Regions from separate parts of the Homo sapiens genome. Here region 2 is linked to region 1. Evidence: chromatin loops called from intact Hi-C (ENCODE). Cell type or tissue: sigmoid colon. All regions are shown on one strand. Each heading gives the region's core, and the rest is flanking DNA. Links, peaks and the distances in the headings are about the cores only.

Region 1 (16,979 bases), core at 3,566-11,565:
TTCTTTAGGCTGAGCATGGTGGTTCATGCCTGTAATCCCAGCACTCTGGGAGGCTGAGGTGAGCTGATTGCTCGTGCCCAGGAATTTGAGACCAGCCTGGGTAACATCGTGAAACCCTGTCTCTACAAAAGATACAAAAATTAGCTGGGCATTATGGCGTGCACTTGTAGTCCCTGCCTCTAGGGAAGCTGAGGCAGGAAGATCACTTGAGCCTGGGAGGTTGAGACTGCAGTGAGCCATGATCAAGCCACTGCACTCCAGCCTGGGTGGCAGAGCAAGACCCTGTCTCAAAAAAAAAAAAAAAAAAAAAAAGCTGTCTCAAGTCCTTTGATCACCAGGAAAACAGTCTTTTGTGCCTTAGGTCAGACCTACTCTTGGATCCACTTCACCCAAAACCTTCCCAGAACATTGAGCTAGACCAGTCTCTCCACATTGGGAGTGTGCGCCCAGGGCCCAGGGGTCCAGGAGGGCTCCTCTTCCCACATTGCCCTGAAACTGTCCCACCCGCTATTTCTCAAGCCTCCTCTGCCCCAGTGCATCATCCTGACTCTTTGACAGCTGCGGGGCACTTCCCACCTGCTCCCTCACAGTTTCTTGAAAATTGCATCTTTGTCTCTGCTCGTCATTAATCCTCTCCCCTCCACAAACGCTGAGTCCCCATCCTAGGTTTCTAATTTCCCATCTGCAGCCCTGATCCTAAGCCTCCAGGAAGCCACCTCTTCAGAACTCACCTTGTACCAATATTACTGTAAATATTAGCACATCCGAAGTCCAGGTACATTTTGATTACTTTGGCCCTGACCAGTCTTCGGGACTCCCAATCTTTATGTGATTTTTCAAAGGGAAGAAGAAATTTGCCCCCAGGGAAGCTGGGGAGGGTGGGCCCATGAATCATGGTGGCAGCGTGTGGGCTGACTCAGGGAAGCCAGGGATAGGAGATCAAATATTGGAAACGAGCAGCCAGGATGCCCTGAACCATCCCATATTTGCTAATAAAAGACATTCATCTGTTTAATGCGCTTTTCACAGTCTGCAAGGCATTTAGCTTCTTGTTTATTATTTACCTCACAAATTAAAATACATAAAATTGGTCACTTGGGCTTTTTATTGGCCAGGTTGCAGGGTTATTAAGTGAATTAAATATTATTGCGCTCACCAGTCAAAAGAAATAAAATGAAATTTAGTTTTCAGCAGGCTATTTGTTACCCCAGAGCTAATATCTAAACAGTCTAAATTGAAAATGATTTTACACAACTGGCCAATTAATATGTTTATTTTTGCCTTTAATTTTTTGGAAAGGAAAAGAGTGAAGGAAAGATAATTTGCCCATTGCCGGCCCGGTTGACCCCTGTGTTGTCTCTGTGGCTGCTCTGGCCTCACCCAGCTCCCGGGCTCACACCCCCTTGCTCCCACCATAGAGACCGCCAGCTTCCAAATCGTCCAAGTCCTCTCAGCCCGTCTAACCCCAGCTGCCCAGCAGAGGGCGCGTGTGTCCGGATCCTGCCCTCCCCTCCCTTCTCATCACCCCGTCTCTTTCTCTCTCCTGAGCAGAGAGGGAGTGGTTTCACTGGTAATTAATTAATTAATTAATTCCTTTGTACCATAACCCACCCTGCCCTCCTCCTAAGAGCCTCTTCTTGATGTGGCTTTTTTTTTTTTTTTGGTAGGGGGTGAACTGGGAGCCTTGGAAAGGACATGAATTCTCCATTCCTTACGTGGAGTTGAAAATCCGCCCTCATGGCTACAGCAGGGAGCCTGTCCTGGGCAGAAAGAAGCGGACGCTGAGAGGAAGGCTGCGAACGTTCTGATGGCCCGTGTGAGCAGTCCTCGCAGGAGACACCACCAGCTGTGGCAGCTTGGGGCGGGGTGGGTAGTGGTCACTGCGGTCTGGGAGTGCTCAGATAGCCCGCAGAACAAATCATGTCACCAAGCTTCAAGCCATGGAGGTTCCTTCCCTCTCACCTGCATTTTTGCCCGTCTTTATGAGGGTCTTGAAAATCAAAATAGTAGTTGCACAGTATGTGTAGGAAAGACAGTACTGGAACGGCAAGGTTTCTCAGCTTATCTTCAGCAACATATATACTGGATTAGGGCAAGAGAAGGAATCACCCAGCACTTCACCAGTTGGAAATCTCTGGAAATTTACATCTATGTATTTAAAGTTCTGCTAATGCAAATCTTTTCTCTGGAAAGAAGCACAGAGGAGGAGTTCTGATGACCCAGGGGTTAGGGCTGAGACAACCGGACGTTTGTCACCTCCTTTCCCATTGGGTTTTTAGGAAAACAGTGTGAACCTCCCCCTTTTAATTTCTGGTGTTATGAGGAAGAATAAAGGGGATAAAAGGGGCTAAGATGGACTCATGTTTAGCTAAGTTCTGACTTGTATCCAGCATGCTGGAGACCAAAGCTGCCGCCTTACTGCTATTTTTAAGTGCCCTCTTTTCAGTCATTTGCATAATTGCGTCCATAGAGCTGCATATGTTGTGAATAAATTCTCACTCATTTCAACTTTGAATAATTTGACTGTCTTGATAATTGGTTCCTCCCAAAGACTCTTCTGCAACTCCCATTCATGCCCACCAGGCCTCAGACTCCCTCTTTTCCCCGCCCTGCACTATTGGAGCCCTGGGTTTTGTGGGAGTGCTCAGCACCGTGAGTCTTACTGTTTGATCGGACAGTTAGCAAGATCAGATCCTTTTTGCTTATTTTCTATCACTTTGGAGGGTTTTCTGTAGCAAAATCAGTGACCAATGAAGTAACTTAAATTCCTATTGAAGAAAAAAAATAATAAACCACTTGATTTAAAAAAAAATTGCCATGTGTTATTTTCCTCCACGTAAGTGCACTTGAATTCTAAATTTAACCTACATGCAAGTGAAGGTACAATTCGTGCATTGTAATGGAATTTGGTTGGCTGTGGACTCTGATTTGCATGATGGGAAATAATGGTATTTAGAATGCAGAAGTGAGTGAATGGGAAGTAAGGCGAATGCTCCAAAAGCTGCCGTACCCCTCCAGGACGAGGGTGTAGTCTATTGCCTAGATGTCTCCAGGTTTTAACCTCTGGGTGAATGTCAAACCATACCCCTGAAACCGTTTCTGTCAACCTTTAAAGTCTTCAGCATCCCCCTCTGGTGCCTTCCTTCCCCAGACACACACATTGAGCAATGCCATGGTAACTGCTCGCTCTGATAATGAGTGGTCTCAGTGAAATACAGTTTTAGTGTTGATGCTGACGATGAAAAAATGTGCTTGCATGTTATTAATTGATTCAACAAGAGTTTGTTGTTTGCTTTGTATCAAGCAGTGTGCTGGGCACTGGGGAAACAAAGGTGAGCAAGATAGACACTATCCTTGTATTGATGGAGCTTGTGTGCTGTCATTCATTCATTCGTTTACATTCACTCATTCAACGAATAGAGATGAAGCCCTATTATGTGCCAAGTTCCATTCTAAGCATTGGTGTTAATCAAGGACATAACATCATATTCCTGTCCTTGTGCTAATATTCTCATGGTGGAGGCTGACATTAAGCAACAAATAAATGTGTGGTTACAAGAAGTGGGAAATGCCGTGGAAGAAAAGGTAGGATGAGAAGATGAAGGTGTTGCATGGTGTTGGACTATGAAGCCTCTCTGAGGAGGAGATGTTTACAGAAATTGACCAAATTTCTCCTAGTCTTGATCTAACTTTATCAGGGCCTGAGCCTGAGCTAATTTCTTTGTCTGCCTTTTTTTTTTTTTTTGAATGGGGTCTCTCTCTGTCTTGCAGGCTGCTGTATATTCACATGATCAAGGCTCACTGCAGACTTGAACTCCAGCCTTGAACTCCTGGGCTCCAGCAATCCTTCCGCCTCAGCCTCCTGAGTAGCTGGGACTACAGGCACATGCTACTGTGCCCAGCTAATTTTTTACTTTTTTGTAGAGATGGAGTCTTGCTATCTTACCCAGGCTGGTCTCATCTGTCTTAAAGGTCTGTCTGCACAACTTCCCAGTTCCAAGTCTTCTCCTCAAATTCTCTTCTTTTAAAAACATTTTTGTAGTTTTTTAATTGTTTTATTTAATAGAAATGGAGTCTTATTGTCACCCAGGCTGTGTGAGGAAAACAGTGTAAATCTCTCCCTTTTAATTTCTGGTGTTGTGAGGAAGAATATAGGGAATAAAAAAAGGCGAGTGCAATGTGTGACCACAGCTCATTGTAGCCTTGAATTCCTGGACTCAGCAATCCTCCCGTCTCAGCCTCCTGAGTAGCTGGGACTGCAGGCGAGTGCCACCATGCCCAACTATACATCTATATCTATATCTTTATCTATATCTATATCATCTATATCTATATCTGTATCTATATGTATATCATCTATATCTATATCTATGTCTATATCTATAGATATATAGCAGGCTCTTGCTATATTGCTCAGGCTGGTCTTGAACTCCTGGCTTCAAATGATCCTCCAGCCTTGACTCGGGAAGTAGATGGGACTACGGGTGCTAGCCGCCGCACCTGGCTGGAATTCCCTTCTGCTGCTCCGTGACCCCGTTTGCATGTGGGGTACTCAGCTTCGTAATTATGAAGCTTTGGGCTCATCACAGTGATCCAGGGTTTTTAGAAAAGTGCCTCCTTTGCAAAATGGATTAAATCCCAGAAATTGACTTCGAGCCAAGGATGGTGATTGTTGGCAATGCTTCTCAACTTTGAACATGCTTGTTAACACAGAGATCACGGGGTCCCTTCCCCAGACGCTCTAGTTAAGTAGGTCTGGGCCGAGGGCTGCTGCTGGAGTGGTGTCCACTCTGAGTAGCTGTGGTGTGGGGGAGCCGCCGGTGGTCTTTTTGCTCTGGAGGAGCCTGTGATGGTAGCAAATTACAAAACACACACCCCTGTGTTCATTGACCCCAGGGTTTCTCCACCACTGGGCAAGAGGAGGACTTTTGGGAAACAGGAGCTATTTCTTACATTATTTTGCCTGTAGGACCCATGGTGCACAAAGGAGCGGGTGAAGAAAACCTCAGCTGACCCTTCAAAGGTTCTACTGGGGACCAGGAAGGAAGTTGAGAGAAACTCATTTTCAAAGGGCCTCTGTCTGACTGAGGAAAACATTCCAACTTGAAACTTCCATGCCTAACCTCATTTTAACGTGACCAGTGCTCACAACTTCCAATCTGGTAGCTGAATATGGGCCCGTGGAATGGGTTTCTGGATAGACCTGCTTTTTAGAGAGAGTCAATTTTCTTAGAACCAGGTTATGAGCCATCAAGGTTTTGAAGCTTACAGGGACGATTTCTACCCTTTAGAACAAACTAAAGCAAACAAAAGCTCTCATAGAAGGCACAGGCTGCAAGCCAGGCACTAGGGTAGATGCAAAGACAGAAGTCTTGGTAAAGTTTCCAAAGTGTTGCCTTTTATGCAGGACATGAGCAAGACAGTGATAAACAGAACACAAATGTGGCCTTCCAGCAGCTCTTGGAGTGGTGGCAGAGGCAGCCATGGAAACAAACTGGGGAGAGTGAGTCCACAGGGAGGTGGACTGAACACTGTGGGCAGAGTCAGGGTGACTCATCCTGCCAGGGGTGCCAAGGGAGAGAGCTTCACGGGGATGTGATGTCGGCTTTAAGTCTGGAAGGATGAGTTCTGGGGGGAGAAAAAAGAGGCCCAAGAGGGGTGGGGCCCATCGGGTACAGGAGACTTGGCAGCAAGGAAGAGAAAGTGTGGAGTGTGGCATGTCTGAGGGGGGCAAAGTGGTTTCTTACTGGGGTGAGGAGAGCTTGGTGGGGAGCCAGGCTGGTGAGATGAGTGGGGATTCTTCCTTTGCCAGGCCAGTACTGAGGTTCTCAGCGCTCACTACCTGTCGGCGGCGGCAGGGGGCCTCCATGGGTACAGAAGCTCCACTCCCCTCAACGGGCTCTGCTCCAGTGGGTATCAGGTGAGTTCTGTGCACCTGAGCTTCCTAAAGTGCCCCCAAGGATTCCAACATAGACCACGCTTGAGAGCCACTGCTCAGATGAAAGCATGTGGAAAGTGGGGAACACACAGGTTTTTAAACCTGAGAGTGACAAGGTCAGATGTATATTTCGGAAATATCAGTCTGGTGATAGGATAGACAACAGGGCTGGGGGTGTTGAGGGAAGTTTTGGAGGAAGGATAGGGACTCACAGGCAAGTTGAGTGCTATTGTGATAGTTCAGGCAAGCGGTCATAACTTCCTTGGCCTGTGGCAGAAATGGTGGAGAAGGGGAGGAGGGTCTAGATTAGTGAGATATCCAGGAAGAAGGAATGGTGGGCTTTGAGGAGGATGGGTGGTACAGGCAAGAGATGGGTCGTTTCATGTCAGAGCTTAGAGCTGGTTGTTCCTGACAGTGGCTTCCTCTGGGAATAGGGTCCCAGAGTTTATGTTTGTCAAATGAGATCAAAAGCTCTGCGTTTAAAATTTGAATTCTCAGGGATTTAAAGATGATTAAAGCCAGGAAATGCTGAAGGAGCTGAGGAGAAAGATAGAAAATGCCTCCAGAAATTGTGATTGAGGAAGGAAAAAGGCCAGGTGTGGTGTGTGAGGAGATGTGGACAGGGGACATGCAGATGAAGGGATGGCATGGCAGAAGGAAAAACAAGTATAACAGCGAGAAACTCTTGGTGAAATTTAGCCAGTTGATGGAAAAGGCCCTCCACTAATCCCAGCTACGCCGGAGGCTGAGGCAGGAGAATGCTTGAACCCAGGAGGCAGAGGTTGCAGTGAGCCGAGATTGAGCCATTGCACTCCAGCCTGGGCAACAAGAGCGAAGCTCCGTCTCAAAAAAAAAAAAAAAAAAAAAGAAATTCCAAGTCATTACCTCAAGCGCTTCGCTAGGGTGGTGGAGGGGATCAGGAGGGAGTTCATGTCAATACGGAGCTGATCAATACGGTTGGGACCGCAGCTTAGTGCAAGAGGTTTGCTATATTCAGCCTGGCCAGGAGATGGCAGTGTTGTCCTGTCGGGAGCCTCTCATTTCAGCGCCACTTCTCTCTTCTATAAAGGGGAGTTCTGGGGGCTAGGTCCCCACTTTTCTCTTTTCCTGGGTGATGCTATCTGGAGAGTCAGTCGGTGAGGCCCAGCTTAACATTGGGCCTGCACTTGGTGGTTTCTTAGGCAGCGTTCTTGCTGGACAAATGCGCAAAAAATAACTGGGAACAACCTTGAGGAGATTGCTTGGTGAGATTGGACTCTATCCCCAGACCCGGCGCACTGGGCTGCTGGGGAGGAAAGGCGGATAGAGGTTGTCAGCCTGATGAAAGGTGAAGGGGGGCACCCCTGGGAGAGATTTCAGGCAGCTCCTAATTTGCAAATGAATTCACTTCTCCAATTCCTTCTGTCAGTTGGCTGTTTCTGTGGGTGAAATTATTTGAGTTCCAATTATAATGTTATATAAAGAAGGTAGGTTCTCAGGTTAGCCCATAAAACTCTGTTTACTCTACAATATAGATGAGTTGCAGTGTATGTATAATGAAAAATAGGAAACAACAGTATTGCGGTACTGTAATTTAAATAAAAGAAAGAAACAAAATGGAATGGAAACAGTTCTTTATTTTGGTAAGTGAAGAAAATTAGGTTGAATTAGAGAAGGAGAAGGAGGCAGATGAGGCTTGCTGTGGGACATATAAAGGAGGCATTTGGGCACTTTAAAGGCTTATGGGAAGACCCTTGATTGTGTTCTGTAAGTTTCCAACTCAAGGGAGGGGCGTCTACAAGTTCAACAGTCTTTGAGGAGCCAAGATCAGATTGGCCTGGATCTCGATGCCTGGTGTGCAGAAGGAACACTGGGGTAGGAGTCTGAAGACTTGGGTTTCTATTCCAGTTTTGGGTAAACTGGCTTACCTTCTCTGGGCCTCATTTTCTTCATTTATAAAGTGAGAATCAAGTGAAATAATGAAAGTGGTTTTTATGTACGAAGGCACTCTGGAATGGTAAAATAGTGGGCTTGGATCTTCAGTCTTCATATTTTCATTTAAAACTTTTTCTTTTTTTCTTTTTTTTCTTTTGATAGAGATGTCTCTTTAGCAGCTCTAAAACATATTTGCTATGAATAGCCACCAACAGGATTATTATGGGTTGCAAATGGAAGAAAGAGAAAGGGAAGAGTAAAAGAGAAAGGGAAGAGTAAAAGAGAAAGGTTCATAAAGGTTAGTGAGAATCTGTATACACTGCAGAAACAGTTTCCTCTGGAGATGACATTGACTGAGTCTGTAGTGGAAGTCAGGAGCAGAGGAAGCGTGGAGTGCGCACTAGCTCTCTATGGAAGACGGGAGCAGGGGACGCGTGGAGCGTGCACTAGTCCTCCATGGAAGTCAGGAGCAGAGAATGCCTGGAATGCGCACTATCCTTCCATAGAAGACAGGAGCAGAGGACGCCGGAGTGCGCACTAGCCCTCCGTGGAAGACGGGAGCAGAGGACATCGGAGTGCGCACTAGCAGTCCATGGAAGTCAGGAGCAGAGAATGCCTGGAGGGCGCACTAGCCCTCCATAGAAGACAGGAGCAGAGGACGTCGAAGTGCGCACTAGCCCTCCATGGAAGACGGGAGCAGAGGACGGTGGAGTGCGCACCAGTCCTCCGTGGTAGACAGGAGCAGAGAATGCCTGGAGTGTGTACTAGCCCTCCATGGTAGATGGGAGGAGAGAATGCCAGGAGTGTGCACTAGCCCTCCATAGAAGATGGGAGCAGAGGACGCGTGGAGTGCGCACTAGCCCTCCTTGGAAGTCGGGAGCAGAGGACGCCGCAGTGCGCACTAGCCCTCCATGGAAGACAGGCGCAGAGGACGCCGGAGTGCGCACTAGCCCTTCATGGAAGACGGGAGCAGAGGATGCGTGGAGTGCGCACCAGCCCTCCATGGAAGTCAGGAGCAAAGGATGTGTGGAGTGCGTACTAGCCCTCCATGGCAGCATTTCCCAAATGGTGGCCCCTGAATCTTTGTTCCTCCAGATGTGCTAAAAGAAAAAGAGGCTTGTGGTTAAATAAATTTGGGAAAATTTTAAGGGGAGTTAAACCAAATTCTTTATTACAGCACCTGCTAGAAACTTTAATGTGATAAATGCGTTGCAGATCCCAAGGGGGTGAAGTGGGAAAGTTATACTATGCAGTGTTTGCAAACTTATTTGACCGTACACAGTTCTTTTGTTGTTTTGATAGTATTTCTCAAGGTGTGGTTCAGGGACCACCTGCATTGACCTGGTGTTTATTAGAGCAGGTTGTCTGGCATCACCCTAGACTTAATAATCAGCCAGAAGGGCAGGGAGAGACAGGGAATTTGCATTTTTAAGAAACACCTCAGTGTTTATTTCCCCCAATCAACACATTTATTTAGCATATAGTATGTGCCAGGCTCCATGCTAGGTGTTGAAGATATACTAGTGAATAAGACAGTTCTAATTCTAATCTCATAAAGCTAATTCTAATGGGGGTCAAAATAGGGGTGGGGTGCTGGGAATAGAAGCAACACACAATTGCAATGTGGTCTAGTCTTACTGCAATGGGCAAGACTTGTGTGGTTAGGGAAGCTTTACTGTAGTGAGGCTATATATAGAACACTTCACCAAAATATGTTTGTAACAACAGTTGAGACCTATGATTTATGGAAATCCCCCATATGTCACATGAGCACGGCATTCCGGACCCTGACAGATTTGTGAATTTCACATAAAACCCGGTGACTCTTTTGCACATTTAATTTGAGAACAGGTGAACTAGCTAGATGGATGTTCTCCAGGAAACACTTCTAAGGTGAAAAAGATGTTGACTCACGCTTTCTCCTGATCTGGCCACCAGGTGGCACTGACAAGCTGGGGCGACTTCGTTGTGGGCAGAGGCGGGACAGATAATTAGGCAGCCTTGCCTAATCTGCAAATCTGCAGACCTTAATCCATGGAGTATTGGTAATCCTGTAGATAGTGCAGTATGTGGTGAAATTAGGGAACACATCACACCATGGGGAATAGAAAATGCTAATTATTTTCAATCCCTATCTCATTCGATTTGCCTGCATCATTTGACTCTATGGACCATCACTTTCTTCTTGGAAATTTCTTTTCCTTTGGTTCCTAGGACACAGCTCTCTCACGGTTTTCCTTCAACCCTTAATAATAATAAGTAACATTTATTGGGCACTTAATATAAGCCACGTCCTGTGCTAAATGCTTTGTACACACGATCATTTAATGCTCCCTATGAGGTAGCTACTCTCATTAGCTTTATTTAGCAGGTAAGTCTTACAGAGAGATTAAGCCATGGGTCCAAATTACATAACTAGTGAGAGTCGGAGTTAGCATCAGGGTTGGGACAACCCTAGTCATGAGTCCTAGCTCACTGCACTTATGGCTTCCAGAGAGCCCTGATGGTTTCTGAATCGTCCCCATCATCCTGTCTGCCTGCATCACTACTCCAGGGTGCACTTGCCTTTGTAGACTGTGCAGCTGGGGCCCTCCTTTCTCAGTTTCTTCCTGTGCAAGTCTCTAGACACCTCCTAGGCGATCTCCCCCGGCCTGTCCTGAAGCCAGCCTGGGAGCTTCCCTCTAAGGAAGCAATGGCCACACTGTCTTGTCATGGTTTGCTTGTCTGTGCCCCCCTACCAGGTTCTGAGCCCCTCTAGGACAACTTAGTATCACTGGCACCTAGCGTGCTTGGCATATAGTAAACAGTCAGAAATGTTAATGGGATGAACAGCCTCAAAAGAGGGCTGGAGGTACACAGTCACAGCCATTCCTGAAGAAATATAGTGTGACATTGCCCACACAGGTGTTTGAAAACAACCCTTTGAGTCTAAGACAGAAAGCGGGTTGAAGGGATTTTTTTCCAGTCCAGTAAACCTGTGACTTTGAATTGGGAAATACTACTAAGGTCAACGGGCAAGGGGCCAGTGCAGAGTGCTGTGATAAACTGAGAATGCTAAGGACGTGATGGCATTCATTGTCCAAATCCATATTATACCCCAAGGCCAGGATGGAGCCGGGGCAGGTGCGGCTGCAGGCATTGAGCACTGGCATCCCCTCAGGGGTGCAGCAGCTGCTCCCCTCCCAGATGGTTTCTGAGCATCAGTTCCTCCTCTGCACCAGAATGTTTAGCAATGTCCTGGGTGGATGAACAAGGAGCTGAATGAAGAGTCTCTGTTCTCTGGTTGTCATGAGTGTGTGGTGATGGGGAAGGGAGCCCAGGAATGAACTCATCTGAACTACAGACATAACCTGCCTTGGGCGAGATAAGGCAAAGAGTCCACCTGTGCTCTAGGCCTTCCTTCTTAAGCCCTCCTTGAAATCCAGTCAGCATGGCTGTTTTTCCCAGGTGTCTGACCCTGCCCCCAAGATCATAGACCTATGCTGTCCAGGATGGCAGCCGCTAGCCACGTGTAGCTACTGAGCACTTGAATCGTGGCTGGCATGGCCAAGCGCAGTTGCCCATGCCTATAATCCCAGCACTTTGGGAAGCTGGCGGGTCACTTGAGGCCAGGAGTTCAAGACCAGCCTGGCCAGTATGGTGAAACCCCATCTTTACTAAAATATAAAAAAAATTAGCTGGGCATGGTGGCACATGCCTGTCATCCCAGCTACTCAGGTGGCTGAAGCATGAGAATTACTTGAACTCGGGAGGTGTAAGTTGCAGTGAGCCAAGATCATACCACTGTATTCCAGCCTGGATGACAGAGCAAGACTCCATCTCAAAAAAAAAAAAAAAAAAAAAAGAAAAAAGAAATATGGCAGACATAGCTGAGCTAGTATACCTTTAATTTTATTTCATTGCAATGAATTTAAATAGTCACATGTGGCTATTGGTACCATATTGAACCATATTGAACAGTGTACACACACTTACACACACACATACACACAGTTTTTGCCCTAGTGGCTACTATAGAGGTTTTTGATCCCTCCTTTCCCAACAAACACTGGATTTAACTCAAAGGTCCATTCTTCCTTAGGTTTTTGCTATTTCCCCCCTTTTCCTTTAAGAAGCCATTGATGGACCTCATTGATGGAAAGTTCTGTAAGTGTTGCCAAGGAACATCAGTATATTTTTCCTGTAGCTGGCACCTTTGAGGGAGTCTGGTCTCCAAGGCCATCTGTTTTGCAAGCAAGGGTGAGACAGCCACATTCCTCATCCTCAGACCTATGACTCTACCATGGCGAAGGCGGTGACCAGGGAGGGCTGGGACATTTGTGTCACAGAAAGAGTCCCTGCATTGATCATTTCTGAGTGATGTCTGAGTGGGGGTAATACCTAATGTTAAGAGAGTAACCATCTGACTACATCAAGACTTTTCATTTTCAAAGTATTTTATTTAAATAAATTTTTCTTTTGTGTGTGTTTGAATTTTACAGAAAAAAATACTGACAAATACTATACAGCTTGGACCCTTTATATTTTTCTTGGAAAGGTGGCTGCCATTTTTCTACCTTTCTCCCTCCCTGCTCCCCCCAAGAAAAAGAAACATGGAATCCATTGAGCAATGGGGAAAGGAGCAATGGGGAAAGGCCTCCTCTGGCTGCCGTCCGGAGCCTGGCTAAAGCTGCTCAGAAGTCCAGGCCTAGGGGATGTCTTTCTCGAGCCTGTGCTGGTCTAGGAAGCCTCTTCTTTAGGAATCATTTTTTTGTCCCCCGTGAACTTACCCTCCCCAGATGAGTCAAGCAGTCTCTGGTCCTGAGGTCCCATGGGTTGCCAGTGGCAGTTCAGGGACAGAGGCTGGAAGGAGTGAAAATGGAGAGGAATAAAGGGCTGGGGCTGGTCTGGTGCAGGCAGAAGAGGGAATCAGAGAAGCATAAAACATGGAGAAAAAGATGAGAAGGAAGTGGAAAGAAGAGAGTGGATATCAACAATGGCCTTAGGCTCCTTTCATGCACCTGTTTATTTAACAAAACGTTTAGGGCCTATCCTGCACTGGGACTCCTCTAGTTACGCCAGGAAAGGTTGTCAGGGGAGTCTGTGATGGGGAAAAGAGAGGCCCCATTCTGGGTTTGGCTCTTCTGAGTCATCGGCTGTGGAAGTGACTGAGAAGTGAGTTTCTGGGTGTTTCATCCCTGGGGTGAGAGCAAGTCCATTGGATTAGGAGACAGCAGGGACATTGTGCCTGGAGATAGAGGCCTTGTCATGGCAATGACAACTGACTGCTGTCTTAATTCAAAGGAGCAAGCAGTTGCCATGGAAACCATGTTACTTGTATGGTCCCGGATCCCGGTGATCCGCCCTCCTAGATCATATCTGACACTACGTCTCAGCTGTCAGCCTCCACCTCTCCCCAGCCATCCATTCTAGGGGGACTGAGAGGTGGAGACAGGAAGGGCAGCTTGTCCTGGTGAGCAGTGGCAGTTGTGGGGAGATGTCTTCCACATCCCTGGGTTTGGTGCAGGCAGATGGCAAGTCATTCTGTTATGTGAAGGGCACAGCCAGAGGCCCCATGACAAACTCTCTATGTGACAAGGGGATAGAGAACCAGAGTGCTTCTTTCTCTGGTCAAAGGGGTTGATGAGTGGGAGGCCTGAGTGCTTAGGCAGTTTATGGCCATATAGGGTGAGAGGGCAAATGTGACTGGCTATAAAATATATGCAGGTTTAAATTATGATTCACAGGGTCATCTGTTAGAAAACCCTGGTGCAAGGGTCACCACTAAATGCCCACCCTCCACAGGCCTAAAGTACACCTGGAGGGCAGGTGAGTACCAAGCAGCCCAAGTGAGCAAATAGAATATATCTTTCCTTTAATGCAATCTTATAGAATTTAGTTTTTTGCTACTATAAATATCATAGTTTAGCTACATTATTAATTAGATAGCAATTTTGCCACTGTGTAGAATAGCTTCCTTGGGAAAATATTTCAAGAGAGCTGCCCAGCATATTTGTAAATAAACTTCTAGAGCATAACTTGCTCCCAAGGAGTGAATTGTCCATCTTTGTAATACAGTCACAATACAATAAAAATACCAAGCAGTTCATCCTATAAGTGGATTAACTCTGCTTCCCAACCTCACTCTGGCGGGGAAAGCCCTCCTCAGCTCACTGTGGATCTAATTTACATGTCCTCACATACCTCAAGGCACATGTGTCACCTACATGTGCTCTCCAGCATTAAACACCCAATTTCATCCATTGCAGCAATTAGTGGGCTCACTTAGAAGAGAAGATCACTCGGGGAGAACTGGTGAGGTATTACAAGCTTACCCTTAACAACATCACATATCCAACAGTAACCACAGTTAGTTATAAGTACCTACTGTGTGCAAGGCACTTGCCTGAGCTTCAATATAAATATAAATAAACCTCTTTATAGCTTCATCCTACTTTCATTTAAACTCTGTTACCTCTGCATCCCACCTGTGCCATACCGTGCACACATCACAACCTTATGACATCACTTCCAGTGTTGCCTTCTGTGAGACTGCACTGATGATTGTCTAGTTCCTTCCCTGCTGGAAACTTTGGTTATATAGGAGATACCTAGCTCAGGTGTAGCATCTCCTCACCCTTTCCATCTGTAAACATTGCACAGGTACACAGTTGCAGTCCACTGACATAAATGAGTGGGCTTCCATAATTTTCTAGCAGTCACCACCAAGAGCTCTTTGTTCTTGCTTGGAGAAAGGCACTTTGCTGAGTGGTTTGCGGGGGTAATGTTTCACAGAGAGGTCTTGGATCACATTAAACACCTCTCAGTGGCAATGAGGACGGACTTTGTCATGAGTTACAAGAAAAGAGCTTTCAATGAATTTTGAACCATCACACTTTAAACATCTTGGCACAGGTGAGGGGTCAGAGGCACAGAAACTTGGTGTGTCTGTATCAAGACACACAAGGGTGGGGACTGTAGCAGGTTGCTGGAATGTCCAATTATGAGTACTTCCAGTAAAAGTTTATGTGTAGAGTTAGAAATAGGAAAGCATGCATCTGTAACCTGAGTGGTTTATGGAATAGATGGTGTATGGGGGCCTTGCTGGTTAGGAAATTGTATATATGTGTCTGAATCTGGCAAGGCTTTCCCATGAGACATTTTTGTGACTGTAGATAATGTACTTCCCTGCACAAAGTACATAGCCAATGACCATTTGATGAGCAGAATATACTTGCCCACGTACCTGCTACCTGAATTTGTGTGTGTGTGTGTTACGTGCATGTGCACACACTTGGGAACCATATTGAGATGTATGGATAAATGTTCTTTGTGCTTTGCATGTGGGGTATGCCAGAGACAGGTGGGAGGCATGCCTGGGTCTGCAGTAAGGAGCATTGCTATTGGACACATAGCTGCCAAGACAGTATCCAAGAATTGTCCACGTGGTCCCTGGGACTGCCCTCCACTGGGACACTTAGTCTGAGGTTTGTTCCTTGGTTGAGTAGTTACTCTGTGGACATGGACATAGTGCATTATTTCAGGGGTTCCTGAAATGTCTGTGTGTGGTCAGAAGGAGGCTTAGCCCCAGAAAGGAAACACCTCTGCTTCCTGCCTAACTAAACAGGCAGTGATGGTCTCTTCTCCATCTGGAGAAGCTTGGGTTGAGCAGAGATCCAGAGGTCTTCTTCATCCTTCTTCTTCTTCTTCTTCTTCTTCTTCTTGTTCTTCTCTGGCTGCTGGCCCCTCTTGCCTGGTGGGCTCCAGCAGCAATGGCAACAGATGAAGAGGAGTGTGATGATCACCAAGAGTGGCAGGCCCAGGAGGACTCCCAGGCAGATGGTGTTGTAGATGCCTTCTTGGTGTTTGGTCAAGATGGTGTCCCAGATAGAGCTGAAGAAGGCACTGATTCTCTCCATGGTGCTTGGCTAGATTAGGGCCAGAGAACCCTCTCGGCTTACAAGCAGGTCCTGGGCTCAAAAGGATGCAACCTTGACCACTTGTAATTTATTCCTCTTCCAGCTTTGGGTTTGGGCATGCCACTGGCAGCACCTGAAGAGATTAAAACAGACAACTGAAGAGAAATGCAGGGGGACTGGTCTACAATTTTAATAGTGTCATAGATTTTAGGCTTAGGAAAGGGGAAGGAATTGAAGATTTCCAGGGTTCAGTAAACTTGTATTGACTCAATAAACAAGATAAATGCATGCATGTAATCAATAAGCATCAACTAATTCTTGCTATGTACACACATTATATTGGGCTTAGGATATAAAAATGAATAGTATATCAGGTCTGGCACGTAGGAAGTTCTCAGTAGTTGTTGGATAAATGAATCAATGTGTGTGTTCAGTGTTCTGATAAGGGGTTGCTTCCCTGGACCCTTCTGCAACAGCAGTTCTCAATCTTTTTTCCACTGTAGCTCACCTGACAGATGTTGAACACACACTCCCCACAGGACAGGTCTGTATGTAACCTTTTATTAACATAACTTGCCATTTTCAAAGCTTATTGAAGCTTAAGCACAAAGTGAGATGTCTACTTCTTGCTGTCTGTAGTAGGGAACCTGGGTCTCCTCTGGGCTAAGAGGTCATCAGTCCTCATCCTGCCCCATGCCTGCTTTCCGTGCTGTCCCCTCATGATCTCTTCCCTGCTCCATGTCTCCTCCCCTCCTTATATCACATTCCTGTGCCTGAGAAGTCCTCTCCTCCCAAGGCTGAGAGAACCAGGGGTGACCATTTGCTGGCTTTCCACTTTCTACCTTCTACCTTCCTCTTCCTCATTACCCTTCTCTATGTTTTCTATTCCTTGACCAAATACTCCAAAGTCTCCTGCTCTCTTTCTTCTCTATGGGAGAGGAGTCCTTGCAGGCTGCTTAGTGATGGTGCTTGGAAACCAGAGTGAGGTTCCTGGGTGCCTCCCTGTTCCTGTTCTGAACTCAGCATACAGCTGGGGCCATTCTCCTGGTTGCTTGTACAGAGCTGCCCCTCTTCCCTGGTCACCCCTCCACATATATCTTAAAGCTCAGCTCTCAAGTATAAGGTCTTAGAGGCTGCCTTCCATTCTGGAATTACAGGTTCTTGTGTACAAACAAGACTTCAAGGACAGGCATGATTCAAGGAAATTTAAGAGGCCTGTTGGTGTAAGA
Region 2 (13,045 bases), core at 1-8,000, 120 kb before region 1:
TATTCGTATTCAATATTTATGTATTTATTATATATTCATATTAAATATTTATATATTTATTATATATTTGTATTAAATACTTATATATTATATATTCATATTAAATATTTATATATTATATATTCATATTAAATATATATTTATTGTATATTCATATTAGATATTTATATATTATATACATATTAGATATTTATATATTTATTATATATTCATATTAGATATTTATATATTTATTATATATTCATATTAGATATTTAAATATTTATTATATATTCATATTAGATATTTATATATTATATATTCACATTATTTATATATTTAATATATCTTTATATTGAATATTTATATATTTAATATATATTGAATATTTATATTGAATATATATTGAATATTTATATTTAATATATATATTGAATATATATATTCTATATATATTGAATATATATTTAATATATATTTATATTGAATATTTATATATTTAATATATATTTATATTGAATATTTATATATTTATTAAATATATATAAGATGAGTGGATGGAAGAGAGGTAGAAACTCCCTTATAGAAAACCATGAATTTTATTTTATTTTTTGAGACAGGGTCTGGCTCTGTCACCGAGGCTGAATTTAATGGCTGGTTCACAGCTCACTGCACCCTCAACCTCCCAGGTGCAAGCAATCCTCCCATCTCAGCCTCCAGAGTAGCTGGGACTACAGGTTGGCGCCACCACACCCAGCTAATTTTTTGTATTTTTTTTGTAGAGATGGGGTCTCATCTTGCCATATTGCTCAGGCTGGTCTTAAACTCCTTGAGCTCAAGAGATCCTCCTGCCTCGGCCTCCCAAATTGCTGGGATTACAGGTGTGACCCACCACACCCCATGACATTTTTGAAAACAAAAAAGTACTGAATAGTCTTACCCTACCAGATATTAATATACCATACATTATAGAGCCGTAGTTATTGAGCTTATGTGGTACTGGCGCCAAAATCAACAGACAGTTACGTGAAATAGAATAGATAGGCCTGATAGAAACTCCAGTGCAATTAGAATTTGGTTATGTATTAAAGGAAGCATAAAAATTGTTAAACAACTAGTGCTAGAACAACTGGGTAAAGATTTGGGAAAAATTATATCTTCATCTCTTACCACATATCAAATTTTAGATAAAAAGGTAAATACTAACAAAGGCTTAAAAAACAGAAGAAAATAAAAATGAATATATTTTTAATTTTTATTGTTTTATTTTATTTTTATTTTTTGAGATGGGGTCTCACTCTGTCACCCATGGTGGAGTACAGTGGTGCGATCTCAGCTCACCTCAGTCTGCTTCATGGGCTCCAGGTGATTCCACCTCAGCCTCCTAAGTAGCTAGGACTACAGGTGTGGGCTACCACACCTGGGTAATTTTTGTATTTTTTGTAGTGACGGGGTTTCACCGTGTTGCCCAGGCTGGTCTTGAACTCCTGAGCTCAAGCATTTCACCTGCCTTGGCCTCCCAAAGTGCTGGGATTACAGATGTGAGTCACCATGCCTAGCTGAATATATTTTTTACACTTTTAAATCTTAGTAGACAATTTTCAGACTGTCTAATAACATTAGATGTGTTCAACCTCACTAGTTTCCAAGGAAATGCAAATTAAAATAATGAGATCTATTTAAGCTAGCAGATTAGCAAAGGTTAAAAAAAATTCGGCATTGTCAGAGGTGTGAGGAAATAGGTAATTTCATAGTCGAGTGATAAGAATATAAATTGGCATAACTTGTCTGCAAAGCAATTTGGCAAGTCTTTTCAAAGTTTGTAACTATTGATCCAATTATGCCACTTTGAGGAATTTATTCCAAGGAAATACTGAGAAACTCTAAATTTTATATAAAAGGACATTTATCATTGTCTTATCTATAACAACAAATAAATAACTTAACAGTAAGTGGAGGGTTAAATGAAGAAATCAAGTTATAATCCTAAATTTAAAAATCTGATGGGTTTCTAATTTAAAATATATATATATATATTTACAGATACAGGTGTAGGTATAGAATAGACAGATTAAAAAAGGCTACTCTTAAATATTAAGAGTAGAGATGAGTGAGCAGATTACTGGTTATTCTTATGGTCTTTAAAATTTTCCAATTTCTCTATAATTTATACTATTAGATTCACATATGTGTTGAAGTTGATTTAAAAATATTAACCTGTTCTTGTCTTTTTATATTTATATTATTTCACCCAAAGTATTTGAAAAATCTGTTTTTCAAGGTGCATATAGGAAGGGGTCATTCCTGGTCCCCATCAATATCCTTGGCTTATTCTTGGGGACAGGCACAGGCCGAACCCTGACCAAAGCAGCAAGAAATTAAGAATTCAGGGATGCTTGCTTCGTTCATATTTAGTACCAAGCCATTCACTCTTCCCTTCGTCTTCATTTCTCTGGCTTCTGTGTATGCCATCAAGTAAACTGTCCTTTTGGTGTCTAATCTTTACCTAATACAGGAATGATCATTTCCTTAACTTCTCTGTTTTCTGAGAGGACTAATTAATTATTCCTTTTCATTATTTTATAACTGGCAAGTTACAAAACTAACTTGACTGCAGCTTCTGGTGCCACACAGTAAGAATGTTTACTTGGTGTGTGCTTGTTCTTAGCTGGCCTCAGCTGAGTCACCAGCAACCTTGGGCCTGAACACCTGCCCCAATGCACTCCCCTGGTGCTTCATCATGGGCCTTCCACGTGAGAGCTGGATATGGCTCAAAAGAACCAGATTTCTTGGGCTATGAGAGGGAACTACAAAGAGGAAGAAAGCGATAATAAAGGAAAAGAACCTGTGGAAGGAGAGCGAAAGGCACGGGGACACATGCACCACACACACACACACACACACACACACACACACACACACACACACGCATTTCAACCGTGGCTCTGAAATGGTGTGATGGATAGTGGGTGAAACCTCTGTTCTCATTACACATCTGCCTTCATTAAAGGCTACCAGCGGAATAGCAATCCTATTGGTTTACCGGTTTGGCCTTAGAGTGTGGATGGCCTTAGCACTTCCGGAAGCAGCCACAGGTCCCATGCCTGTGAGCCTTCCCTGGAGCTATGTGCTGTGCACCACGCTGAACACGAGATGGCAGTATTACTACATCTGCGTTCCAACACACAGCCATCCTCGGTTCCCACACACAGGGCCTGATGCAAACTGAACACACACACACCACACACACACCACACACACACACACCACACACACACCACACACACACACACACACACAGCTGTCCCCCAAATAAAATAATGACACTTCGCCTATCGTCAAGTGGGACCTGTGTTTGAGACTGAGTTTGCCGCCTCCGTGGGAGTCAAAGGCAGGACAGGCTATGTGATTTGTAGGGCCCAGTGCAAAAGGAAAATGTAGGGCCTCTTGTTCAAAAAGCAGGGAAAAAAGTGCTGCTAAAGGTAGTAAAATATGAAGCCTCTTCCTTTCTTTCCTGGACTCTGGACTTGTTATGGGATTTTTAAATTTTCTATTAATGTTCTAAGTAAAGAAAAACAAAATCATTAAATGTACTTTTAAATCATTAGCATCAATTTTACCACTCATCGTCATATTGGGGAATGCCAGTTCACCGTGCAAATGTAAGAGCATTTAACTCATAGGCAGAATCAGTGAAATTATACAATTTTTATTTTGTTGCTTGTATATGCCTTTGTGTTTTGTTCTTACCAGAACAGTGAAAATATTGCATAAAACTAACTCAGTTGCTTTTATTTTACTTCTTGATCCACGTGCATTCTACCAGCACCTTCTGACTTTGGCTTACTCATGAGTAAGAGAGGACTGAAAGGAAAAGGAACTATTGTCCTTTTAGAATGTCAACACCTTCATGTATAGGAAGCAAGTTCTAGTGGCCTCTTGGGGTTGCCAGTGCCCCAGCTGACTCAGTCATAGACATAGTACTCTTACCTTGGACTCGCTTTGAGTCCCATTAATCTCCCATACATCATGGGGCCACCAGAATTCCATGTGGATGGGGCATCATACAAAGGGAGCAGCAAGGAACGATGGGCACATGTGTCCCCTCTGCTCATGCAGATGTTCCATTGTCCCACTGGACCTCACTTACAAGACACAAATTCAAAAACATAATGATTCAGAATTTCAAGATAGTGACAGTAGAACATTAAACCAAGCACAGGGCTCTCCTGAAGGCATGGGGATACATGCACAGACACACACAAACACACAAGAACGGCAGGGGCTGTGTGACACATGAGTGACATACCTGCAAAGCCAGCCCAGGTCACAGGCTCTCATGATCTCAGCCACTTGCATTTTCCCAGTCCACACTTATATCTCCAATGAGCCTTTTCGCCCAGGTGCCAGAGCTCCTTCAACTCCACGTGTACCAATCTGAGCTAGTAAGCATCCATTCCTTCAGCAAACATTTATTGAACGTTCCTGTTACATGTCAGATACTGTTCTAGGAGCTGGGGATACAGCAGGATACACAGTCCCTGCCCTCATGGAGCTTACACTGTAGTGGAGAAAGGGGAAGAGCCATTCACAAATCAATAATTATGTGTCAAATGGAGACATGCTATGAAGAGAAAAGCAGAGTAAAAAGAGCATTATGGTAGGAGATACTGTTACCTAATGTGGTCAGAGAAGGGCTCTCTGATGAGCCAGCATTTGAACAGAGACCTTAAGGGTGTGAGGGAGTGAGCTAGGAGGCTCTGGGGGAAGGACATCCAGGCAAAAGGAATGGCAGCTGTGGAGGCTGAGTGGGGTGTGTGCATGGTGTGTCTGAGGGGGAACAGGGAGGCAGCAGCTGGAGCCAAGTGAGTGAGAGGAAGAAGGTAGGTGAGGTGAGAACACTGGGGGCACAGGGGGAGCCCATGTAAGGCCTTGCGTTCCCACATAAACTTCAGTAAAAACTGTCTCCTCCAGATTGCCTCCTTTGTTCTAAAGGCCTTATGTCTTGACGAATGGCCTCACTGGGAATAGGAGTCACCTTTGGCTCCTTTTCTCTCATGTCTTTAGCCAGACCTCTTGCTCCAGCTACTGCCTGGCTGACCACTTCCAAGCAGGCTGCTACCAGCTTAGTCCAGCTGCAGTGACACTCACCTTGGGTTCACATCAGGAACCTCTCATGCCTTGCCCTGGGGCTTCTTTGGTGTTGGTATGGACACCTGAGGAGCCAGGAGCCTGCTCAGCTGTCATGTATGCATAGCTTCAAGTGCAGGGGGAGTGATGCCCATGGGGACACCCTAAACCAATGGAGATGGAAGCCAAGGGATAACACATTTCATAAGGCTCCTTGGAAGGCCTTAGCGAGACATCAAGCTCCAGTCAGCCGCAGCAGTTGCTAACTTAGTAGTCACTTAGTGGCGTCCTTGTTTCTCTTTTTCATTCGTTCTTGTTCCACTGCCCTGATCCCTCACTCTTGCTCCCAAATAAACAAATGGCACACACACCTCTGTCCTGGATTCTTCTTATTTTATTTTATTTATTTATTTATTTTCTGAGATGGAGTCTCGCTGTGTCGTCCAGGCTGGAGTGCAGTGGCACGATCTTGGCTCACTGCAAGCTCCGCCTCCTGGGTTCATACCATTCTCCTGCCTCAGCCTCCCGAGTAGCTGGGACTGCAGGCGCCCGCCACCACGCCCGGCTAATTTTTCGTATTTATAGTAGAGATGGGGTTTCACCGTGTTAGCCAGGATGGTCTCGATCTCCTGACCTCGTGATCTGCCCGCCTTGGCCTCCCAAAGTGCTGGGATTACAGGCGTGAGCCACCGTGCGATTCTTCTTTTGTGGGTGGTGGGAAGAATTCAGGCTCAGATAAAAAATATCCCTTCCCACCGATCATCCAAATCTTGTTGATTCTACTTCAAATTGTTTATTTAATTTTTCCCATTCCTGCTCCCACTCCCCTAGTTCAGACCCTCTTCATCTCTTCTCTGTACTAGGACCAACTGGACTCTTACCTGCTGTTTTGCCTCTCCCTTTTCTTTTTTTTTAAACTTAACCCATCATCTCTCCCACAAAAGCATTCATCCTTTTCTGCTGCCAAAGTGAAGTTTCTAGGACTACAACTACTCATTTCTGGTAGCTACTTATCACCTACAAAATAAAGTTTAAACCCCTTAACATGATGTTATGATTGCTGTCAATGCCTGCAGCACCGTGATTTTCCATCTCTCCCCATAAACACCTCTGACCACCTTGGATTGTTCATCTGTTTCCCCTTCAGTGGTTCTTCCTCTCGAAGCCTTTCTTTCTGCCAGCCTTTCCATTCAGTCCCCTTTAGTTCATCAAATGCTTAATTGAACACAGGCACATACCAGTTCCTGTCACCCAAGGAGGTGAGGAGCAGGTGACAAGATAGGGGAGGTAGTGTTGCAGAATATGTCACATGTCAACACAGTCCCATGTAAATGTTTTAGTTAGCTTGCCTGAGTTTAGGGACCTGAGTGCGCTTTTTCGTCAGGCTGGAATCACTGCAGGGGTTTTGGTAAGGAGAAAGGACATTTTTCTTTTGCAGAACTTGAGATCACGTGGAAAAATATGGCTCTGAGGGGGGGTAAATTTATGGAAAGTCATCTTTACATTAATTATCAAAGCTGATGTCTAAATAAAGACAATGCGATTGACATTTTGCACATTTTAAATTAGTAGTAGTGGATATAGCACTCAATTTTCACTTACTATTCCTGACTTCAAAAAAAGAAGTGTTAAATTTTCTTTCCTGCAATCTCGAGATGCTTGCTTATTTGTTTTGATTTGTTGCAGATAATATGCATGCAGAGAGGTTTTCCTTTTCTGAGTCTCATTTTCCATCCACATATTCAATGTCTTCTTGCCTTGCAGACTTAGGATTGTTGATTTTCCACCCCTCTAGTTCTGCCTGCCGGGCCACTGGCTACAGTGTGCAGGTTGGGATCATAGGACTGTGACTGGCCCAGGGGGCACATGGGCCTGACTCTCAGCCCATGAGGTTTGCCAGGTTGGGCTCCCTGGCTTGTGGCTGCATTACATTTTTATAATTCTGTCATGATTCAGAGATGTTAAGTAAGTTGGTGCTTGAGATAGAAAGGTTTAGGACAATCTTATTTAACCAATGAGGCCCAGCTCAGTGGGTAATTGTCAGCCCTTCTACCCAGCTCCTGGGGTTTATCGCCTCAGGCATGGCCCTGGTATCTGTGTGCAGAAGCACACCTGTCAACTCCTCTTTCCCATCTTAGCAACCTCCTTCCTCTCAGGCCAATTCCCAGTGCTAAGAACCTGGTTACCCTTCCTCCTTGTGTTTCCAGCAGCTACAATAACAAATTGTCACGAAACATTATCCTCTCACATTTCTGGAGGTCAGAAGTCCAAAGCCAGGCTGGCAGCAGGGCTGCGCTCCCTCCAAAGGCTCTAGGGGAGAACGCTGTCTTGCCTCTTCCTCCTCCAGCCTCTGGTGACTGCTGATGTTCCTTTGCTTGTGGCAGCAGCATCCAATCTGTGCTTCTGTCCTCACCCAGCCTGCTTTCCTGTGTGTGACTCTGTGTTCTTTTCTGTCTCTGAATAGAACCTTCTCATTTAGGGCCCATCCTAATCCAGCATGATTGTATTTCAATCTTTACCCTCATCATGTTTTAATGACCTGACTTTCAAATAGGGTCACATTCTAAGGCTGTGAGTGACATGACTTTGGAGTGGACGTCATTCACTCCACCATACTCATCTACTTTATCTTTGTCAAGACTTCAATGCAAACACATCTACTTCTTATACCCCCTGTTTTACCTCCTTTTCCTATTTTCAACTCCCCATTCCTTTTTTCCTCATTTACCCCTTTAAGAATGACTTATAATTTGTGTGCACAAGATTTGACAATTCTGCATTTCTGAAGAGATGTACAAAGGTAAGCACATATTTATTAGAATTTCATATAGAATCAGAGGGAAGTCAGAGTCAGGAAAGGAGGGACTGATCTATTCATATACAATTCTTTTAGTATTATATTTGTATTAATTTCCTCAACCCATTTGAAAGTTCCCTAAGGAAATGTGTGGTTTTCAACTTAATATGCAAGTTCCTAGCAGAGTGTCTGGTATGTAGTAGGTGCTCATAAATTAGAATGAGATGAGTCAACTTCTTACCTTTGGCCGTGTCCTAACCAAACATTGCCAAACTAAATGGGAAAGGACTGGACAGGCACAAAATTCTCTCTTCGTTGCTCATGGACTTGCCCCTCAAGTCCAGCCTCTATGGATACAACCTGCTAGTCTAGTATTGTAGAAGAAAATGCACTTTGATCTCACTTTTCTCCAGCATAGCAAAGACCACACTTAGAGTGATGATGGGGATAACTTTTTCTGTCTTTCAGAGGAGAGGAGCAAAAGTATCCTCAAGAGGACAATAGGGGGCATGAAGGGCTTTCATGAGCCTCTCTAAAACACAGTTGTGGCTGGGCGCGACGGCTTATGCCTGTAATCCCAGCACTATGGGAGACCGAGGCAGGTGGATCACTTGAGGTCAGGAGTACAAGACCAGCTTGGCCAACATGGTGAAACTCTGTCTCTACTAAAAATACAAAAAAAAATTTAGCCGGGTGTTGTGGCACACACCTGTAGTCCCGGCTACTGGAGAGGCTGAGGCAGGAGAATCGCTTGAACCCAGGAGGCAGAGGTTGCAGTGAGCCGAGATTGCGCCACTGCACTCCAGCCTGGGCGACAGAGTGAGACTCTGTCTCAAAAAAATAAATAAATAAAAGTCAATAAAACACAGTTGTAAAGCATATGTCTTGTCCCTCTAATAAGAAAGCCAAGTCCAGAGGCCAGAGGTGAAGCCCGACCTCTGTGTTTCTAACATCAAGGATGCTGCCCTGCCCAGGACCAACACCCAGCAAACTTTGGATGATGTCAATAAGGTGATGTTCACCAACATCTTCAACAGCGGGCTGAAAGCCAAGCAGACATGGTCACTCTGCAGTCCTCTGGAAGGCCCAAGAGAGCCCTTGCCTGCTACCTGAATAGATGAGGACCTCCGGAGCTACCTGGCCTTTGTGGATTCCAGACCTCCTGCATCAGCCGAGCTCCAGGAGAGCCCCAGCAGCGCTCTCTTTTCCTGCTGCCTCGGTGCTCAAGATGATGGTCTTTTTGAGTGTCCAGCTGATTCTGTTGCTCACTTACCATTGTGTGGGTGCCTCTCTCATCCCTTGCCCAAGGAAAGCCTACACTTTGAGGTTTTGAATCTCTCTCAGTGACCTTCAAGGCACTCCCTCCCAGCTGCCTGTGGCCCAGGCTGAAACACAATGTTTCATGTGGTTTCAGGGATGAGGTCACACCCATTTTCTTTGCAATATCCTTAACAAATTTTCATTTGCGGGAAATAAAGAGTAGATAGGAAAGCAGCCTTTTCTTTCACATCATTTCTCCTTATTCTCTTTTCTTTTTCGTCTTCCTGGTTTTTCTAAATTCCAACGCCATCTAATGAAAAGGGAAAATGTTACTAATAGCAATTTAGCTTAAGTGCATTGCTTTTAGTAGCCATGGGGACAAAAATATCAAAGAGCCATAAGTTAATAGGATTCAAGAGTAGAAAACTTCTGCAAAGCTACAGGGCACATCCTGATGATACCAGCACAAAGCTGATGTCCCTTTTCTGCAGAAGATACACAGTACAGGTGAGCCTGCAGGTCACCCGGCAGCCCTAGAGCAGTAGAAGTATGTATCATGTTATTATGTCTGTAGTCCATGCTGGGGCCTGGGAAGGAGCCAGAGACAGCATGTTCCCTTTACATTCCATGTTTGCCAAAAAGACCCTCTCCACAGCTTTCTCCCAGGGCCTGATCTAGAAAACCCAGAGATCCTTAAGTTCCACCCATCCCTTGCCTTCAGGCTAACTGCTGCTAGAGTAAGAAAAATGTCCCTGAATGTGCCTCGTCTCCTGCTGGGAGTATCACTTGTCAGTCAAATCAGGTGAATTAGCATTTTGTCCCGATTTACTTTAGAAAAGAAAATGAAAACTATCTCTAGATGCATTTTTGTATCCTTTGCTTTGTGTTGTCAATAAAGAGCTAAAATAATTTTTCTGTGTTATTCACTAATTGTTTCCTGTTTTGTCTCTGAGGGTGGAATTCATGCCATAATACTTTCTGGGGTTTCTCACAGCACACAGCACAAGCCTGAGGCACATCGTAGGCATTCAGCATTCAGTAAACCCCTTTTTGATCAAATGGTTTACAGGATTGAGTTCTACTTGCTGGACCTCTGCTTTCGGTATTCCATTTGGGTTTTTTTTTTCCTCTCCCTTGGATATAATTCATAGTGAATTGATACCCTTGGTATCTCTGTTCTATATGAGGAGAAGAAGAGAGAAAAAAAATATGATGGTAACTACCTAAATCACTCAATTTCCATACGACACAAGCTGCGGGGTCATGTTTTAATGTTCATTAGAATCCTGTACAGCACTGAGAAATCTAGTGTTAATTTCTTAAATGATACATGAAGAAGAAACTATCATGAATGCATTTACTCCTCTCATAGGACTACAGATCAATACTTTGTTAATATTGACTTCCTTCTGTATTAGTCCATTCTCACGCTGCTATAAAGGACTGCCCGAGACTGGGTAATTATAAAGGAAAGAGCTTTAATTGACTCGTAGTACTGCAGGGCTGGGGAGGCCTCAGGAAACTTAGAATCATGGTGGAAGGGGAAGCAAACACATCCTCCTTCACATGATGGCAAGAAGGAGAAGTGCCGAGCAAAAGGGGGAAAAGCCCCTAATAAAATCATCAGATCTCATGAGAACTCACTCACTATCACGAAAACAGCATGAGGGTAATCACCCCCGTGATTCAATTACCTCCCACCGGGTCACTCTCATGACACATGAGGATTATGGGAACTACAGTTCAAAATGAGATTTGGGTGGGGATGCAGCCAAACCATATTACGTTCTATTACAGGGAGTGCTAATTTTTCTCTCCCTCTAGAAATGTAAACTCCATAAGGGCAGGGACGATGATGAAGAGTCTATGCTATTTTGTTCAATTCTGTATCCCCAGTTCATAGAACAATCCCTAGCACAATGGTATGCACACACAATAAATATTTGTGGAAAGACTGAATAGGATTTATGTTATGTGTGGTATAATCTTACAGATTATGGTAATCAGCAAAGTAGAAATTAGACTCATCTCATATGTCTGAAATCTGTCCTTGGGGTTTGACATCAGGCTGTGACTCCCACTTGGGTTTGAGTTGGGATTCTGTACAAAACCTCAGCCCCATGCTTTAGGTAACCACAGGGTCTGCTTCTGGAAGAGAAGAAGTGTTTCAGTAATGAAGGGAAATGGTGACCCATAGGAAAAGCTGATGTAATGGAGATGAGGGAACAGACCCACACGTGGATACTTCCCTACTGAATACATTTGTGTATGTGGATGTCCATAGCTACCACAGAGGCCGTTCACAGTGTCCTCTTTCTCCCCTTTGCCTCACTTGGTTATTCTTTACCCCTCTATAGTAATAGTTTGAGTTTTGATTCATGTTGATTTTATTTATTGACAGAGTCTCACGGTGTCACCCAGGCTAAAGTGCAATGGCATGATCATGGCTCACTGCAGCCTCAACCTCCCTAGGCTCAGGTGATCCTCCCACCTCAGTCTCCCAAGTGGCTGGGACATGCCTGGCTAACTTTTGTATTTTTTTGTAGAGACAGGATTTCTCCATGTTGCCCAGGCTGGTCTCGAACACCTGGGCTCAAGTCATCTGCCCACCTCAGCCTCCCAAAGTGCTGGGATTGCAGGTGTGAGCCACTGTGCCTGGCCCATGTTGATTTTAATACTTAGAAAGAATCAAAGAAGATTGACACTAGTCACTGTTAATGATGTTTTTTGGGTTACTACATCTTAGTCATCTTTGTTTCCTCTGAGAACATATAGACCTCTCAGATATAGACATGGGTTTGTTAACCTTGCAGTGCACTAATGAGGCTGAAAGATCATCAGCTCCATTTTTCAGATGGTGAGACCAAAGCACAAACACTTACCTGGGGCCAAGAAAGCCTGTTCTGCTATTATGGTCTTTTATCCTGGTGCCCAGGCCTTCTTGACCTCGTATTGCCAGAATGCAGTAGGATTTTGACTTGTCCCTACTATCTGATGGAGAAAAGGATGAGTCCCATGGTTCTAACAGTATCTTTTTTTTATGCTGTACATTTATTATCACTGGAATAAAAGCCTGGGCAAAAGATACCAACTATAAAGCTCTTTGAATTTAGTACTTGTCAGTCCCTACAGGGAAACAGAGGGTGTCAGAGAAAAATGAACCGGTGGAGATTATGCAGCCTCAAAAGGTTTTTAAATAATGAGCGATCTCTGGTCTATACATTACAGTGTAAATTCCAGATGCTTGAATTTTCAAGTTTTCAGTCCTGAGGGTGGGATGTAGTATGAGTTACAGACTCTGGAGCCAGACTGTGTTGGCTCGACCATCTGCTTGCCCTGGGACCTTGAGCAAGTTACACGACCCCTCTGTGTGTAAGAGTCTAAACCTGCAATACTCCTCACCTCACTGGGCTGCTGTGGGGATTAAAGGATTTAGCAAAATTCATACTTAAAGCACTTAAAATAGCAACTAGCACACAGTGAGTATTGAACAAATGCTCTATGATGAGCATAACGATGGTGATTTCTCATTCTAACTGGGGCTACAAGTATACTTTTCTCTCATTTTGTCTAATGTCATAAAATGGCCGTTTCTATAACTTATTGACATTCAGATTGCTGGATTTTACCCCCAAATGAAGCTCTTTGGATATTTCCAGCAAAGGAAAAGAAGAGGAAGAAGATTTAGGAAGAAAGCAGAGGAGTGTTCACAGACATAGTAGAAAAAATAATTAATTCTTGAATTCACTCAAGAATTAGGATTCACCTTTATTAAGTATCTACCATATGCAAAATATTGTGCAGGGATGTGGAGGGTGCATATCACACACGTGTACATGCGTGTGCATGCATGTACACAGTATTGTTCCTGCCCTCAAA

Evidence for each region. Peaks named below come from ENCODE experiments on the same cell type or tissue, not always from the same donor. Only the 100,000 strongest peaks of a DNase experiment are listed, where the experiment ranks them.
Region 2: a loop joins it to region 1, with 6 times the contacts of the local background. A loop is called at or near these places in 30 of 110 quality-filtered maps.

The regions. Positions count from the first base shown.
Region 1 is chr1:175,145,264-175,162,242 of GRCh38, forward strand. TNN (tenascin N) reads left to right here. Exons shown (of 19, transcript NM_022093.2): 19 at 1,668-2,812. The coding sequence ends at 1,808. It overlaps KIAA0040, which reads right to left. Exons shown (of 4, transcript NM_014656.3): 4 at 11,723-15,883. The coding sequence starts at 15,750. The coding sequence ends at 15,451. Among named protein-coding and RNA genes, the nearest start is that of KIAA0040, 39 kb to the right of the region's middle. RefSeq lists a silencer at 6,790-7,084 and an enhancer at 8,684-9,183. In sigmoid colon, for the core only: CTCF peaks have their summits at 6,932 (motif pointing right) and 9,790 (motif pointing right); DNase peaks (open chromatin) are centred at 5,554, 6,938 and 9,798.
Region 2 is chr1:175,026,792-175,039,836 of GRCh38, forward strand. No RefSeq gene overlaps it. Among named protein-coding and RNA genes, the nearest start is that of MRPS14, 9.9 kb to the left of the region's middle. In sigmoid colon, for the core only: CTCF peaks have their summits at 3,120 (motif pointing right) and 3,322; a DNase peak (open chromatin) is centred at 3,130.